3 separate regions of the Homo sapiens genome follow, and all the other regions are linked to region 2. Evidence: chromatin loops called from intact Hi-C (ENCODE). Cell type or tissue: prostate gland. All regions are shown on one strand. Region 1 overlaps SYN3 (synapsin III). Region 2 overlaps SYN3 (synapsin III). Region 3 holds the start of SYN3-AS1 (SYN3 antisense RNA 1).

Region 1 (4,000 bases), 230 kb before region 2:
TGCTCAGTAAGAACTCAACTCATCGAAATCAGCTTGGCACCGCAGCTACTTGGAAGTTTGAAGGAACCTGCATTTTAGCTCCTAGCACTTGCCTAGAGTCGAAATTCTGACACATTACAAATGACTGGCTCTGACAAACATAGCGCTGTGTTTTAGGGTCAATTCTGAAAAGAACAACATGGCAAAGGTAGATTCTACTCAGTTGTGTTTTCTGTGTAATAATCCTACCTTGATTTAAATATTGATTCTAAAAGTATCATGTCTGTAATCATAGAGATCTAGAATTGGTTTGACAAATTTAGGAGAGTTATAATAGGTTTATAATGTCCTGACATCAGAGAATCCTAGAATCTCAGAGTTGGAAAAGATGTTAAAGGTAATCTAATCCAAACCAATGCCATGGAGATCAGTGGTAAATTCAGGTTTTGGAGGCTGACAGCCAGAGTTTGAATCTTCAATCTTCTCTGCCACCTGTGTTCGCCACTTGGAAAGTTACTTAACCTCTTTGGGTCTCAGTTTCTTCATCTGTAAAATGGGTCAAAGCACTTCTTAGGGTGTTTGAGAGAAGCAAATGACTTAGAATAGCAGTCAGCCCACAACATTCAATAAAAGTTAGCTTAGAACAAGTTATACTGAAATTCGTAAGGAGAGGAGGAATGAGTTTGGTCCCCTTTCTCCTAAGTCCCTTCCTCAGCTCTTAACAAGAGTAGTTAAAGCTGGTTTAGAACTTCAGACATAAGTGGGTTGTTCTTTTTCAGCTGGGTTCTGCATGCCTCTGGGCCCCTCTTCTTCTTCTTGGTAGCATCTACACAAAGTTCCAAGATGTTAGCTTCCCTTGGAGTGAAGGGACAAATAAAGTAAAAAAGAAGTTTCTGAGTCTGGGGACATTTGCATATTTCTTATGAAATGTCTGGCCTTCACTCTACATTGACAGCATGAGTTGCCTCAATGATTCCAACTATGTCTTGCATGCCTACCAAAGATCAACACTGTTCTGGATGCTGGTGTACATCACGGACTCATTTAAACCCACAAATTCTTATTTACAGACCGACCGAGCTATCACGGCCATGATCTTTCTCTATACAGCAATTTGTCTAGCAGGACAGGCAGAGAATGTAGAAATGGAGCCAGTCTCTGCAGAGGGCTGGATGAGAGTCCTAAGGCAGGAAGAACCACGGGCATTGCAAGAAGAATGGTTCCCTGTGGGCTGGGGGTCAAAGATGCTTCCAGCTAGAGCTTCAAAGGCGAGACCCTGCTATTGCTCATTTGGTTAGACAAACCACTAAAGGAAGGAAGTCCCTGGAGGTCTGCTCTGCCTACAGTCAGGACATGCAAAGCACATGACCAGCGGGTCTCCCCATGGGACCCTCCCAGGACCAGCTGGGACATAATGTCCCCCACGTTCTGTCCCCTGCAGCCAGCTGGAGAGCATGTCTCCGCTACATAAACAATAACTCCTGGCACAGTGGATCGGTTTCTCATGGTCCTGATGGGAGATAAGGTCCCCACAGCTTAGAGCAGCCAGTTCTGGAAACTTTCACCTTCACCCCACAGCCCAGCTAATTTCCAAGTTTGGGATTGCAATAAGCTCTCTCAACATTCTAACACCCTGCTCCCTCACACACACACACATATCGCAGGTCTCTGTGTACTGAAGTGTTCCTGAGAGATGGGTCAGAGGCTCCAGAGTTAGCAGACGGGAGAAGGTCTGCCTGCCTTCCATCAGTGAGAGAAGAGAGAGGTCAGACAGGGCGGCTCGGAGTCTCAGGTTCTCCAAGTTCCTTTAGTCCTGCTCTAAGGAAGCCCTTGCTCACCCCTTCTGACTCTCTAGGGTAGACTGTCTAATCTGCTAGAACAAAGTCTCCCAGGGACCAGTGCCAAAACTCATGCAGGCTTGCCTCTCTGGCCTCTCTCTCTTCCCTCCTACAAAGATTTTTCTGATACACCCTTTGCAGGATATTACAAGTCCAGCCCTACACTGCTGGATGATAAACCAACAAACCCAAACTGACCTCTTTTTGTTCCCTGGGAACTAAAAACATATGGAGTGGGCATTTATATACCCCAAAGTGGGTAGGAATGATGAATCAGCCTGCTGCTCCATACTGTATTATCTCCTTATAGGCAAAGACCCTGTAGTTTTGCTCAGGTTTGCCACTTTGTGGCCATATAATCTTAACAGTTATATGACCTCCCAGGTCTCAGTTGCCTCACCTGTCAAACAGAGGACAAGGTGTTATCTATTTTACAGTGTTAGTATAAGTACTGATCTATGCAAAGACCTAGCAGAATGCCTGGCACTAAGCAATTGCTCAGTAAATGTTAACTGATGCCAAGTCTTATCATAATTATAAGCAGTGTTATCTTTGTATCCCCAGTTCATAGTACAGTACTAAGCACAGAGAGAGGGTGGGAAGGAAGCACGAGAGGATGGATGGACGGACTATTACTTCTAGCCTGTATCTTGTCTGACTTGCAGGCTGGTACCTAGAGACAAGCAGATTCCAGTGGTGTCTCTGGATAGAAGGGCACTGACCAGTTCTATGGATCATGATACCCTCTATGGAGGGTCAGAGTGAATGAAAGGCATGAGATGGTGACTGATGATTAAGATGGCAGGGAGATTTGGGAGTCATATAAAGAACACAGGATTGGGAAGAAATTCCGATGCCTCAGCTTGGGGATCAGATCTGCCCTTAGTTAAATGCTTGACTCTGAGTAAGTCATTTCCCCTTTGCGCCTCTGTCAGAAGTAAGACGAGGGATCCTACATCTAATTCCCAGCACCATGATTCATGAGCTCAGGCGAAGGATGGTGAACCGAAAGCCTAAGCCCACCAGTCTGGGAGTGGGAGTGTGTCTTCTAAGCCCACCAGCCTGGGAGTGGGAGTGTCTGATGCTGATAGGCTAGCAAGTGTTGTTTGGTCTCTAAACAACCACCCGTGGCTGGTCTGACACCAGCAAGGGGGAATGGGACATTATGTCCACAGGAAGGGCCTCTGGTCACCCTGGTCTCCAGGCCCTGATGGTAGGAAGGAAACCAGGCAGGCTTAGGAACTGCTGCCTCCCAGCTATTTCCCTCTCAGCTCTCTGCTGACCACCGAGTGTCTCGTAATGAGGATTGTTCCAGACCAGGCAGGTTCGTGTGTTTTCTGAACCTCTGCTTTGGTCTAATATGCTTTGGCATTCCCGCGCTGTCTGCCAGAGGTTGCAAAGTGGGCTTTTTGCGTTGTTGTTGCTCTTGCTGGTTCCCCACCCCTGCCCATTTTTCTCTCCCCAGGGCTGTCTGAAGACATAAGCTGGTCTCATGACCAAGCTTAGGCAGCCAAGGGCAACTGGCCAGGGCTGACTCTGGACATTACATAACCAGAAGGCTGTGGATGTTTGCAAAATTGAATCCAAAGCAACAGGTTCCACAAAATTAGTACATCCAGCCTCAGGACACAGGAATAAGAAAGCCTGGAGGTTGGCCTTGGGGATGGTTGGGTACCACCGTGGGCTGCGTCACTCCTCCACTCCCTTCTACCTGGACATTGCGGCTTGTCTCCTCTGGGGAGTTTCCAGGCCTGTGGGGTCTCACCCTCATGCCCGTATTAGACAGATAAGCATTCACCAAGTCACTTTTGCATGCCAGGTCCTACCCTAATTGCTAGGGATGCAAATATGAGCAATAAGTTAAAGGGCTGGACAGTTCCTGTGGACCTCAGCACACCCCACATTGAACTTCTGATGAGTCACACACATACCTGCCTCTTCTCTCCCAACCTGACTCTAGTTCCTAAAGATGGAAACTGTATCTCCCTCACGGCCTCCCTGGCTCCTAGCTGGGAGCTCTGCATGTAGAGAGGTGCTTACAAAGATGGGGTGATGAACCAGTTGCTGAGTTATTCAAGGTGAAGCCCCAGTCTTCTGTGCTAAGGCAATCACCAGTACACCCTTCCATTGTATACCACCCGCTCCTCCTTACAAGTAACATGGCCCGCATCCCAGGGTGCTTA
Region 2 (4,000 bases):
ACTCTTCTCTCTTTGTCTACACTTGAACAGGTTCCCTGCCTTACTCTAACCCCACTTTCTACCAGGACGATCAGAGCCCTCCCAGAAATGACCGCAGCCCATCTTTGCCACCTTAGGTCCCACATCATCCCTAACATCTCAGCACACATTGTTGTCAGGTTTGGGAGGTGTACAGAAGTCTCAGCTTCTGAGTGTGCCCCTGCCCAGAGAGATGCGTGTGTGTCCCTGGGTGCAGAGGAGGGTGGCAGGAAAGATGTGTGGTGTGTCCTGCCTGTGAGTGCTGGCCAAGCTGTGTTGCACAAGAGGCACCCTCAGCACAGTCTCCTCCCAAGCCCAGCCTCTTCTCAAGCCATTCCCTCTGCCTACTGGGAACACCCTTTCCTCCCTCTACCCCCAACCATTTCCTTTCACGGTCATTTCAAGGTCCATCTCAAACACCTCCTCCTTCCTTAAGCTTTTCCTGATTCCTCCTTCCTTAAGCCTTTCCTGATTCCTCCTTCCCCACCCAGTAGACGTGAGCTCTGTCTGATTTGAAACCTTTCCTGTGATGCAGAATATTTGGCCTTGACTTACGGTTATCGATATCTTTATCTGTTGTGCACAAGAAGACTTAGATCCTTAAGACTAAGCATCCAAAAATGTGTCTTGCTCTTGCTTGAATCCTCACATGGCGTCAACATTGCAGGTGCTCAGTAAGCATCTGCACAACTCAGTCCAAAGCTCAGCCATGGAATGTCAGGAGTTGGGTAGCCTGGTTGGAGATCATGGCACTGTCAGGGGAAGAGGTGGGAAGAGCAGAAGGAAGGAGTCTTGGAAGTCACAGCCAGGTGGTCAACCAATGACTGTCCCTGTGATAAGCCTGAGACCCCAAACATCTCCCTTATCCAAAATGGCCTGAATGTGTGAAGAAAGAAGAAGGATGCTAAAGTGGTCTATTTATTCCGTCTGGACCACAACTTTTCCAAGAAACAAAAAGCAAGGCCGTGTCATGTACTGAGATAACTCTGGGCTGGGGATGGCAAACTTGGGTGCCTTCAGGCCAGCAAAGGACCAAAGCCAGCTGGGAGAAAGGGGTGGTTGGTGACAAACTAGAGCATCTGTCCCATTTATAGGGAGCTGGTCTTGCCTGCAGAAACGTGGCACATGGATGGCTGGATCTAACCATTGTTCCAAAAAGCCCCATATCCACAGTTTTGTATGAAATCCCTCACTTTCTAAGTGTGGGCAATCTATTCCATTAGAAAGAAAAATCAACAACACTGGGTGGTCCCAGTGAAATCCGTCCACATTCAGCCTGTGGGCTGCCAGACTGAGGTTCCTACCTAGGTGCATGCCAGGTTATGGAGTGACATGACTGTGACGGGCTCCCTGCTGAAGCTAATTCTAAAATCCACCCAACTAGAGAAAGTGCTGGGTATGCCAATAAACCAACCCTGGGCATAGAAAGGCAGCGGGCAAGTGATAGGAGAAGGTTTAGAATGTCTTCATGGTCTCTGAAGCCAGGATCTTTGTGTGCCTTGAGAATCATGACCTAGAGGGTAGGCAGAAGGCTTAGGTCAGTCACCAGCTTATTTGACTTGAGCAAGTGACATCCTCTTTCTGAGCTGCAGAGTCTCCTTGTACAATTAGCGGGCAGGACTAGAATACCCCTGAGATGCCTTTCAGCCTCTGGCAAGGAAATGCTAACCGGTGACTGTGCAAGGAATGGGTCCCACCGTGGCAGGAGAGAATTCCTGTTGGCAGGGCCCAGACCTGGGAACTTTAGATGTGGACCTTGCCTCTTTCCACATGGCAGTGCCTTCCAGCAGGTGCCCAGCGACCAAAGGCCCAGCCCAAGTTCTCACAGCTCCACTCCGATCCTGGAGTCATCGCCGAAATCTTTATCCATGGGTGTGGTGCAGGGCACCAACAATCAGAGTACTGTTGGACAGGTCCCTACAGGTGTTAGATGGTAGGAGTTATGGAGAGGTGGCCCAGGGGAGAAGCCAGTACAGCTAAGGTGGCAGGAAGTCTTCCCGGTAAATGACTACCAATGAGATGAAAGTATTTCAATAGCCTGACAATGGGTATGACCGGGCAGGTGTGTATCCACCGACCATCAGTTCAGCCCTCCTCAGAATGCTGCTCATCCTGGGGACTGCAAGGCAGACCCAGATGCTGGCAACAGGTTTGAAAGTGACCCCCCACCCAGCCTCTGGGGACTTCCCCAGCAAGCCCAATTCACTCCAGAGCCCCCAACCCAGGCCTCCCTGGGCATTGGCAGAGAACAGGCACCGTTCCAAACCCTGACTTCATGCTGACCACCAAATCCCCAAGCCAGGGAGGGAGCGATGATGTCACTGTCCCCATGTTTCAGAAAAGCAATAACCGGACTCGGAAGAGGATCAGTTTTCAAGGCAGAAGTCCAAACAGTTGATCTTGGCAAGGGCCTCCGAGGATTGCCTCATAGAAGGAGAGGGCTGGCATGCTTGTGAGCATCGTTTGTTATGAGCTGGGAGGCAGCGGTGTCCTTGGACTCAGGAGAACCTTGGGGACCCTGTCAAGATGGAGAATGTCGAATCTGAAACAAATGGGCATTGGTGTCCTCGATTCCCGTCAGAACCCTCTTTTATGGTGGGAGGGGACACCTCGGCACTCACAGAGAAGCGTTTTTCCGACAGAGTTCAGCCACCCCACCCTGGACCCAAGTCCCCTCTTATTATTAGAAAAATGCCATCAGTTTCCTCAATTTGAATAAGTCCTATGAAGATGGAGTTTTGTTCACCACTGTATCCACAACATCTCATACAGAGTTAAAGAAATCAATAAATATTGGCTGAATGAATGGCAAGGAGAGGAATGGAGTGGGAAGTGGCACGTCTGGATTCCAGGGATCCAGGAGCATATCCAGGTTTGCCAGCTAGGCCTGCAGGCCAGGCAGGGCAGGCAGGTTGGGGTTATGGGAAGACCGCCATTGATTGCTGGAAGTGCACAATACATATTTTCAAAAACTTGGCCAGGCATAGTGGCTCATACCTGTAATCCCAGTGCTTTGGGAGGCCGAGATGGGAGGATCACTTGAGCTCAGGGGTTCAAGGCCAGCCTGAGCAACATAATGAGACCCCATCACTACAAAAAATAAAACATAAAATAGTAGCCAGCTGTGATGGCATGCATCTGTAGTCCCTTGGCCTACTACGGAGACCAAGGCAGGAGGATCACTTGAGCCCAGGAGTTTAAGACTGAAGTGAGTAATGATCATGCCCCAGCTGTCCAGCCTGAACAACAGAGTGAGATCTTGTCTCCATTGAAAAAAAAACTATGACAAAAAAAAAAGCAAAAACTATCCTTTGACAATCTGTGACAACTTTCTCTCCCTGGGGTTCACAATCTCACTTTCATGCTCCTTCCATTAAAGTCTGATCCCTTTTTTAAATAGCTGTTTGGCTAATCTGTTGTGGTAGACACTGTTGAAAAGGCCCCACTTTCGGAAAATGTGTTCAGGAGGAACAAGTCTCCCTCGCCCCTCCCTCCCCTAAACTACACTTCTGCTGTGCTCTCAAATGAGCTCAGTCACATCTCTGTCCCTGAGCATGTCATGTCCCCTCCCTGGGCTTCAGTTTCCCCTTCTACATAAAACACAAGCTAAACTAGAAACATCCTGTGTCCTTAACTTGTAGGAAGAGTGTCTCAGCCCCCTTTAAGAAAACGAAGCTTGAAGCCTCTCCCTGCAAAAATCCAATTCCTCACTAGTACAGAGAAACTTTTTTTTTTTTTTTTTTTTGCATCCGATTTCTGGAGATCCACAGCCCCTTTGCAGCTCAACAAGGGAACCCAGGGTCAGAGTCTTTTGGACTTGCTAATCTGGAAGCCCCTCCCAGCTCTGACTTTCTGGAATGTTAACCGAAGTGTGGCTGTGAGAAAACACATTCCAGCTGCTCTCCTCTGAGGCCAGCGCTGGGCCTCCCCCTCAGCTGCCCCTCAGGAAGGAAGCAGCCCTGGGCTTCACTAATGGCCCCAA
Region 3 (4,000 bases), 49 kb after region 2:
AGGAGTGAGTGCTTGAGGTAAAAAGTGGTAGGAAATAAGCTCCCAGAGTGAGGACAGGTGGTGGAGGAAGATCATGTAGACAATGTACTGTGATCAAGGCAGAATGAATAAACTCTAAAGCAGAAATATAAGCCAAGAGCTGAGAATCCAGTTAGAGTCATGATGGAGGACAAATCTCCAATGATATTTTCATTTATCAAAAAAACATGTAAGTGTGTGTAGACGCTGTACTTAGACAACCACAACAGTGTGAGGATCCAAAGATGAATGGACATTGGGCCTCCCAAGGGGGTCCCTTTCTAGCAGGAATCTAGCCATGCAAGCAAATGATTACATTGTCATAGCAGGAAATGTCATGGGCAACAGGAGCCCCTTCGAGGGGGTCCCAGGGAAGACTTCCATAAAGGTGGGAAACTTCAGCTGTGTCTCCAAAGATAAGGAGACATCGCAGGTAGAAAAAGCAGAGCAAACTGTCCAACACAGCAGGACCTACACACAAAAGCATAAAGGCCCAAGCAAGCTGCTCAGAATGGGGGGAAGCAGCGATGCTTAACCCTGGCAGTGCATTCGAAGCACCCGGGAAGCTTGTAAATTCCACTTCTGCCCAGGGCCTAATCCCAGGGACTCTAATGTGATTGACTGGAGTAAGGCCCAGATGCTGGCATTGTATTATCCCCTGGTGATGCTAATGTGAAGCCAGTGTGGACAAGCCCTGGGCTGGAGTGAGGCCAGGAAGAGAAAGTGAGACTGGGGCCAGATCATGAGAGTGTTTCATGCTACACTCTAGAATACAGGCTTTATCTTCTTGGTGAGAGAGACCCACTGGTGGGTTTCAAGCAAAGAATAGGCATGGTCAGATTCATAAGGGAAAAAAGGCGTCCTGGCAGTGGTGTGAAGAGAAGAGAGGGGTGGGGGTTGGAAGCGGGGGATTAGGGCCCCATTAGGAAGAAACTGCGGCAGTTCAGAGAAGAGATGATAAGGGTTTGTACCCAGGCAGGAAGCAAGGCCGTGAGGAATGAGATAAGGATGCAGTCGAGTGATATGAAAAACGGCAGACTTGAATGAATTTGGGAACTGACTGTGCCAGGCGGGAAAAGAACTCAAGATTATCACGATTCCATTACTGAAGTGTACAATCAAGAAAAAATGGCTTGAAGGGGAAAGAGAATGGGTTCAGGTTTTAACATTTTGAATTTGAAATACCTTACGGAAAATAGTCACCATCATAAACCGTGTATTTATTGACCGCATACTAGGTGCCAGGCCCTGTGCTTCGTAGTTCATGTGCGTTTTCCTACTCAGTTGTCACAGCAGCTCTCTGGGGTAGGTAATCTGATTAAACCCATTTACAGAAGGGAAAACTGAAGCTCAGACAAGCGAAGCCAGTGGGAAGAATGGTGAATTACATCCATTATGGTGTGCACGGGATACTCGGCACAGAGCTTGGCACATGGTGAATGCTCAGAGAATGGCCATACTATTAATAGTTATTATCTCTTCCCCACTGTGGGAAGACCTCAAGCCAGGTCTGCGAGAGAGGGAATCAGGAATACTTGGGAGCCCTGTGGATATGTGGGTGCCTCAGAGTGTCTATATGTCGATAGAACCATACTCAGGCCATTGCTTCATTTTATTTCCGGCTTCCTAATGAGGGCATCTCAAATACTCTTGATATTACCCCCTCACCAGCCCTATCCCACGACCGCTCATCATTATTTTATTTTTTTAAATTTCTTCCTACAAAGTTAATCTCAATGTACTCACATCTGTTCTGTTCTGTGAGGGAAATTGTGTTGTTGGCCACGCAGCCGGAATAGGTTTGTTTTTTTTTGTTTGTTTTGTTTTGTTTTTTGTCTTGAGGAAAGAAGGGGAACTTTATTTATTTTTTAATATAGCTCCTCTTGCCTGGTCCCATGCCAAATAAACAAAGCTGCTATTCATTTCCGTATCTCCCCATCTCTACCGTGCCCAGAGTCATTTTAGCAGCAGCGCCTCTTGGGCTGCCTCTCCGAGAGCCTGGAACAGCAAATAAGAATGTCCTAAAAGTGAGTGCTGTGAAAATAGAATCCTATTTAATGAGACCGCAGAGAGCAAGACCGTTGCTCTCTTGGTGAGTGGAGGAGCAAACATTATGTTTAAAGTTGTGGTCGGAAAATGCTGGATCCTCAAATGTGGCCTCAGCTAAAAGCATCAGCCAGTGCATCGCAGGTCATGACTCAGGGGCAGGTAGCTGAGGCAGCTGCAGGAAGAACTTAGAACCAGGCTGCCGCCCTCTGGAAGACCCCCACCCCCATGCTTGGGGAACCCCCACCCACTCCCTCGCCAGAACACGTCTGTCATGGTCCTTCTCTTCTTGCCACCGCATCTCAATATCAAAGCTGACTCGACTTGTGTCCCATTCATGGAATCACAAGTATTGGGGTTAAAGAGGACTTCCAAAGATGTGGCGTCCAACCTTCCACCCAATGCTTCCTCAACAGTGACCTGGCTTTGCTCTTTTGACTTTGAGCCCTTTGTCCAATGAACAATGAAAACACTTAGTATATTAAACAGATCCTAGTGGAGCTGTTCTGAATGAAAAAAGAAAAGAGATCTAGAGACCCACCCAGCCGGGCTCCCGGCATGGCGCCATTCCCTCCATAGAATTCAGTTTGAAAACCACCCGCTTAGGTCAAAAGAGGGCCTAGGTACCAGGGTCAGCATCCCTTTATTCATTCAGTAAATTGTTCCTAAACACCTGCTAGTGTGCAAGGAGCAGGGAATACATTTGCGAGTTTAAAAGACCAAGTCCCTACTCTCATAGAGCCCATATTTTGCTTATTATTTTGGAGGGTATAGAAAACTATTAATACAAAATAATTTCAGACAGTGCTAAGTGCGAGGAAAAACACAAAACAGAGTAATGCAATAGCATATGACTGGGAGTAACAGATGGGCTGCTTTAGATGGGATGATCCATCAGCTATTCAGATCATGAGAAGGCGCTGCCTAGCTATGGGACTGGCTGCAGCGAGAGCTTTGCAGGCAGAGGGAGTACCAAGGGCAAAGTCCCTGAGGCAACACTGAGCTTGGTGAGTTCTAGGAAGTAAAAGAGAGAGGGAGGGGGCAAGTGGTAGGAGATGAGGTCAGAGAAACCAGCAAGGCTAAACCACATTAGCCCCTGTAGGTGCATGTTATGAAACACTAGCAAGCGTGGGTTGTGTTCAGGTGCTGTTGGCATCGAACACGATGGTGATTTTTTTTAAAGAGATGGAGTCTGTCTCTGGTGCCCAGGCTGGAGTACAGTGACGTGATCATAGCTCACTGTAGCCTCAAACTCCTAGGCTCAAGCCATCCTCCCACCTCAGCCACCCAAGTAGCTGGGACTACTGGCGTGCACCACCAAACATGGCTACTTTTTTTATTTTGTTAGAGACAGGGTCTCACTATGTTGTCCAGGGTGATCTTACACTCCTGGCCTCAGGCGATCCTCCTGCTCAGCCTCCCGAGTGGCTGGGATTGTGGGTGTGAGCCACTGTACCCGGCTCACGATGGTGGTTTTATTTCCTGCCAAAATAATGAAATTTGGACACTTTCACTTCTTTCCTCATCAAGGAAAGGGCCCTGAGAGGGAGATGAGAGTCCTAACTTAAAAATAAAAAAACCCCAGCCAAGCTCAGTGGCTCATGCCTGTAATCCCAGCATTTTGAGGGGCCGAGGCGGGAGGATTGCCTGAGCTCAGGAGTTCGAGACCAGTCTGGGCAACATAGTGAAACCCCGTCTCTACTAAAATAAAAAAAAAAAAAAAATTAGCCGGGCGTGGCAGCGGGCACCCGTAATCCCAGCTACTCGGGAGGCTGAGGCAGGAGAATCACTTGAACCTGGGAGGCGGAGGATGCAGTGAGCCGAGATCACACCACTGCACTCCAGCCTGGGCGACACAGCGAGACTCTGTCTCCCAAAAAAAAAAAAAAAAAAAAACCCCTTCCTTCCCCTGTGAGTTTTCCTTTCCTTTTCCTTT

Evidence for each region. A loop is a pair of places that touch in the nucleus more often than their neighbours do. Peaks named below come from ENCODE experiments on the same cell type or tissue, not always from the same donor. Only the 100,000 strongest peaks of a DNase experiment are listed, where the experiment ranks them.
Region 1: a loop joins it to region 2, with 3 times the contacts of the local background. A loop is called at or near these places in 3 of 110 quality-filtered maps.
Region 3: a loop joins it to region 2, with 2.4 times the contacts of the local background. A loop is called at or near these places in 6 of 110 quality-filtered maps.

What each region holds. Positions count from the first base shown.
Region 1 is chr22:32,850,373-32,854,372 of GRCh38, reverse strand. All of the region lies in intron 6 of SYN3 (synapsin III), which reads left to right. The region is part of intron 2 of TIMP3 (TIMP metallopeptidase inhibitor 3); the gene reads right to left. Among named protein-coding and RNA genes, the nearest start is that of TIMP3, 51 kb to the right of the region's middle. In prostate gland, no CTCF peak of the experiment used is centred here; DNase peaks (open chromatin) are centred at 1,408, 1,872 and 3,327; H3K27ac peaks cover 3,569 bases.
Region 2 is chr22:32,622,489-32,626,488 of GRCh38, reverse strand. All of the region lies in intron 6 of SYN3 (synapsin III), which reads left to right. It overlaps LOC107985545 (a long non-coding RNA gene), which reads right to left. Exons shown (of 3, transcript XR_001755504.2): 2 at 574-2,536. Among named protein-coding and RNA genes, the nearest start is that of SYN3-AS1, 50 kb to the right of the region's middle. In prostate gland, no CTCF peak of the experiment used is centred here; a DNase peak (open chromatin) is centred at 2,428; H3K27ac peaks cover 2,753 bases.
Region 3 is chr22:32,573,725-32,577,724 of GRCh38, reverse strand. The region is part of intron 7 of SYN3 (synapsin III); the gene reads left to right. It overlaps SYN3-AS1 (SYN3 antisense RNA 1), which reads right to left and starts at 2,786. Exons shown (of 4, transcript XR_001755503.2): 1 at 1-2,786. In prostate gland, no CTCF peak of the experiment used is centred here; DNase peaks (open chromatin) are centred at 694 and 1,974; H3K27ac peaks cover 1,037 bases.